Linked DNA regions of Homo sapiens: region 1 is linked to region 2. Evidence: read pairs that join two places in POLR2A ChIA-PET (ENCODE). Cell type or tissue: OCI-LY7. All regions are shown on one strand.

Region 1 (2,500 bases), 73 kb after region 2:
GTTCAAACCGGTGTTTAAGAGTCAACTGTAATTTCAAATTGGTATCGCAACCTTATTAAGACTGTCATCTGGGATTTGATTTTATCCTTCTTAGAAGCTATTCAGTCAACCTGCTACTGTTTCCTGGATGTTATGTCCAGCCGCACTTCTGTGTCAGTTCCCCTCAGTCCCAGTTCCCTCACAGGTGACACAGCAGGCTCAGATGAATGCCGTGTGTGCAGCGTGAAGCGTGGAGCTTGGAGAAGGCGCTGTGCTTACAGCAAGCCAGAAGCCAGCCTGCTGTTTGCCTGGAGGATCATGGGGAGGGGTCAATGTTACCTCACCTCTCAGAGTTATCAGCTGGACCTGAGAAATGGGCCAGCTAAGGGACACTCAGGGCCTTGCAGTTGTGGCATGCTCAGCAAGGGACAGGGTGCAAGGATGGCCTCTTCCAACAAAGACATCAAAGGCTATCTATATACATCCATGATGCTATCACTTTAATACAACATTTTCTTCTGGTTTTATTCTTCCAGAATTTGCCTATGTACATACATATTTTTGGAATTGTAACCATGGCATATATAACACTTAACATGCTGCTTTATTCACTTAACTGTGTATCCTAAGCAGTTCCCCATACTTCCGCACAATTTTCACAATTATCTTGCACATTCCACTGTGTTCATGGACCATCATGGTTGGACATTTAGGTGGCTCCCACTTTTGTTCTTGGCCTGTCTTTCTGAAAACATACGGTGAGCACAGTAAAGACAAGACACTGGAGCTGGGCAGAGCAGATTCTGCCTGCCCGTGTGCTTTCTGGGCCCGCCTTCCATCCCACTGCTCCCTTCAGCATCCTCGGCCCAGGAGGATGAGACTTTCGGGAGCCTCAGGAGCTTATGCCCAGAGAAGAAAACACCTGGTTCTCAGCATCCCACGTAGTAATGATGTCGAATGCTCTTTCATCTACACACAGGGTCTATTCTAAAAGAAAACATTACAGGCAGGCAGTACCAGACCACTGTGCTTGCAGCCCTCATGAGAAGGCTCAGAAGACACAGGAGCTGCCCTGGGTGTGAATTTCGTGTCCATGCTGGCTTCTCGCAGTGGCCCTTGGCATAGGTTGGGATCTTGCAGCAAGATTCTTCATCGGTTTCTCCATCTCTGAAGACTTCTTGCCAACAGCTGTACACGTGAATATATTATTTTCTCTTATGCAGCTGTCTGTTTTACATGAGTAGAATGGATGTGTGCTTCAGGGTCCCAGGAGAAAACACATGCTGTGCCCAGACAAGACAGGAGCTGGGCTTAGAAAGGGCCCTGTTTACTCGAGGTGTGGCGGGGGGTTTAGCACCACAAAGGAAAGGGAAGTTGACTCCTACCCATGTGACAGGGAAGCTTGTACCACTCTTACCTACACGGAGAGCCCAGTATGAGAGGAGAGGTAGGTAGAATGGTCTGCATGGAGAGAGCTGGGGCATCTGGGCCCAGGTAGCTCCAGGACAACTGTGCCAGCAGCTGCTCTACAGTCTCCTCCAGGATCTCCATCTACTGAGCCCACCTGGAAGCTGCAGGGTGGAGCTCTAGTGTCCAACCAGGTCCATCTCCCAGAGTGCTCGGCAGGGCAGAGGAGCATGGGCAGCAGTCTGGAAGAGCAAAAGAAATCGGGCACAAAATTCCTAAGGAGACAGTAAGTTTGCCAAAGGGCACAGACACGTCCTAAATTCATAGCTTGCTAGAGTTAAGAGCATTAACAACAATAAAAATGCTCCTTGCCTGTAAATGGGATAATCATAGAATGACTAAATGAGGTCAAGTCACTCCAGGACCATGAAAACAGAAAAGAGCACTAGAAGAGGTTGAACTTCATGGGTGGGTGGCAGACAGTGCATGGGCTACACCGAGGTACTTTCCCCACTGGTACTGTCCCTAATTCACCTTGCCTGATGGCCTAGACTCAATGTTAGCAGCTGCCATGCTGGCCCACCTGGGGAAGGCCACAGAGGGTTCGTGAAGCAGCCTGCTGTGCTCTACTTAATCCTCCCATGACCTTTACCTGTTCCTCTTATCTTGCAGTTTTTGGAAGCATCTTTTTCTCTGGGGCTTTGTGATGGCCAATAAGGAGGCCTGAGTCTCCCCAGAAGTTGCCCAGCACCTACTTGCCCAGCCCGCACTCCAGCTGTGGGTCAACTGGGAAGGAACAAAAACAAGACAAGGGGCTCCCTTCTGCTCCCACTCCCAGAGAATGAATCCCCCAGCTGCCTGCCCGCTCCTCTTTAACTGAGTCTTCAGATGAGGTGAAGCGGTGGGGTCTTCAGATTATCCTGTCCTGGGAGCAGAAAGTTGAGTTGCAGAAGGAGGCCTCGTGTTTGAGGAGCTGGGGAACATTTCCTCCTTCATTGATAGGTTCCTCCTGTCTCAGGCCTGAAGCACATCTGAACGCAGAGGCAGGAGAACGGGCAAGGGAGAAATAGGTATGGCTCCGGGTGGGAGGAGGGCCCGGCATCAAAGGATCAAA
Region 2 (2,500 bases):
CAGGTGCAATGGTTCACACCTGTAATCCCAGCACTTTGGGAGGCCAAGGCGGAAGGACCACTTGGAGCCAAGAGCTTGAGACCAGTCTGGACAACATAGCAAGACCCTGTCACTACAAAAGTAAAAAATAAAAACTCAGGCAAGTGTGGTGGCATGCACCTGTAGTCTTAGCTACTCAAGAGGCTGAAGCAGGAGAGTTGCTTGAGTCCAGGAGGTCAAGGCTGCAGTGAGTGACAGAGCACAATCTTACCTCTATCAAAAAAAAAAAAAAATGTCCTTTGCAGCTGGAGGTCATTATCCTAAGTGAATTAATTAACACAGGAATAGAAAACCAAACACTGCATGTTCTCACTTATAAGTGGGAGCTAAGCACTGGGCATTGGGTACACATGGACATAAAGATGGAAACACTAGACACTGAGGACTACTAGAGGCAGGAGAGAGAGATGGGGACAAGGCTGAAAAACTAAGTTGGGTGCTATGCTTACTACTTGTGTGACGAGATCATTCACGCCCCCAAGCCTTAGCATCATGCAATAAACCCATGCAACAAACATGCACATGTACATCTTGAATCTAAAATACTAGTTGAAATTATAAAATCAAATAAAACTTTTTCTGGGCTTTCAAATTTTGATGCCCTATGGGCAAAGCTACACTCAGCAAAGCCTAGTGTGCACAACAGCATTTGCAGTGACCCACTGGAGTGACCAACCAAAGGGAGACCTATTCTCTTGTCCCCACCTGCTCCTGCCTCTGCCAAGGAAAAGGAAATGCCCGACCTTTCAGACATTGGAAATAACTTTTTTCTTCTCCTTACCCCTTTCTAACTCTTCAGTATAGATGACTAATTCTGCTGCTCATTAAGGGTTGGGGTCACTGTGTAAAGGTTCACCACTCCCCTCTCCTTGGTGTGCTTTCTGTCTCTCTCATCATTTTTTAGAACAGCCTGGTCACAGGATGCACCTGCCCTCCTCTCCTCCATGGGGTGAGCCCAAGGAGCCAGGTGCAGCCCTTGTGGGGAGAGGCCCACAGCTGTCCTGCCTGTGGGTGGGTGGGCCTGGTTAAGTTCAGTGGAAAACCATTCAGACCTTGGGTCCAAGTGGAGGTTTTTTAACCCAGCCTTACCAGAAATAAAGCCAATACACTGACTTATATCTGCTTTCTGTACCTGGTCTTAAAGCTGTAACTGGCAGAGGTGTGGTAAATTTACCTTCTCAAACCCCAACAACAATGGGTTTGATTTTCCTTAGGCACAAAAGACATTTAAAAGTGAGCAAATAAAGATTAGCCAATTCCCTTACATAATAGTTCTGCAGGGCTTTGGCAAGGCTGAAATCAAGGTATACCAGGTTTAGTTCTGGAGAAGCGGAGGACTTGGATGCATGCTTGTCAGTGTGGGTGTCTTCATGGAAGCCTAATTAGCACTTCCCGTTCCCACCTGAGGCCCGAACTAAGCAATCAGCCCAATGAGTACGGATGAAGGTATACTGAGCTTCCCTCCTAAGCTTGTCAAATCTAGCAGTTTTCATTTTTAAACATTACAAAGTTAACTTCTTAAACTTAAAAAAATCCGCTTGTGAGGAGATGTTCTTCCAGGGAAGTGATTATCTGTCTGAGGCACTGACTTCCTCTTAAAGAAAAATTGGAAGTTTTCTTTTCCCCATGGAGATGGCGTCAGAATTAGAATTGCCACATCAAGGGGAGATTTTTCATGATTAGTCAACCAAAGGCAGTCAGAAAAAGATGAAGTTATTTCAAAAAGGAAGCCGCTCCTCCAGGAAGTATTTTTTTCTAGCACACATTTAGTGTTTTAGAGGAAAATGTGTTGACTTTGTAAATGGATATGTTGTCCTTCAATAACACGAGTGGAATTGTCATGCTGAGAAATTTCTTACAAACTTTATTCTTCAAGGAATTTTAGATCTAAGTTAAAATTTTAGACTTGATTTAAGATCATGATCAGCTTACATTTTTTCAATGTCAAAGATTCCTTTCTTTAAAAAGTCCCCATGAGATATGAAATAGATAAATTATGGAAAGTATAACACTGTCACAAAAGTGTGTGTATAATGTATGTTAAATATAATTTAATATTAAACAAAATTATGGAACAAATTTATAGAAGCATATATCAAACAAATACAATTTGACATAAATTATAACAGCTCTCGGCTGGGCACAGTGGCTCACGCCTGTAATCCCAGCACTTTAGGAGGCTGAGGCAGGGAGATCACCTGAGGTCAGGAGTTTGAGACCAGCCTGGCCAACATGGTGAAACACTGACTCTACTAAAATACAAAAATTAGTCAAGTGTGGTGGCGCATGCCTGTAATCCCAGCTACCTGGGACGCTAAGGCAGGAGAATCGCTTGAACCCGGGAGGCCGAGGTTGCAGTGAGCCCAGATCACACCACTGCAGTCCGGCCTGGGCGACAAGAACAGGACTCTGTCTCGAAAAAAAAAAAAAAAAAAGACATCTCTCCCACTCTCCCACCACT

Evidence for each region. Peaks named below come from ENCODE experiments on the same cell type or tissue, not always from the same donor. Only the 100,000 strongest peaks of a DNase experiment are listed, where the experiment ranks them.
Region 1: POLR2A ChIA-PET joins it to region 2 with 5 read pairs; 3 of 35 experiments call an interaction of 5 or more read pairs at or near these places.

Annotation. Positions count from the first base shown.
Region 1 is chr6:183,268-185,767 of GRCh38, reverse strand. LIRIL2R (lincRNA regulator of IL2RA) reads right to left here. Exons shown (of 2, transcript XR_926349.3): 1 at 1,397-2,500; 2 at 1-1,262. LINC03066 (long intergenic non-protein coding RNA 3066) reads left to right here. Exons shown (of 8, transcript NR_126020.1): 6 at 959-1,175. Among named protein-coding and RNA genes, the nearest start is that of LIRIL2R, 4.1 kb to the right of the region's middle. In OCI-LY7, no CTCF peak of the experiment used is centred here; DNase peaks (open chromatin) are centred at 1,257 and 1,957; H3K4me3 peaks cover 1,547 bases; H3K27ac peaks cover 1,822 bases.
Region 2 is chr6:256,438-258,937 of GRCh38, reverse strand. No RefSeq gene overlaps it. Among named protein-coding and RNA genes, the nearest start is that of DUSP22, 35 kb to the left of the region's middle. In OCI-LY7, no CTCF peak of the experiment used is centred here; a DNase peak (open chromatin) is centred at 1,007; H3K4me3 peaks cover 627 bases; H3K27ac peaks cover 1,582 bases.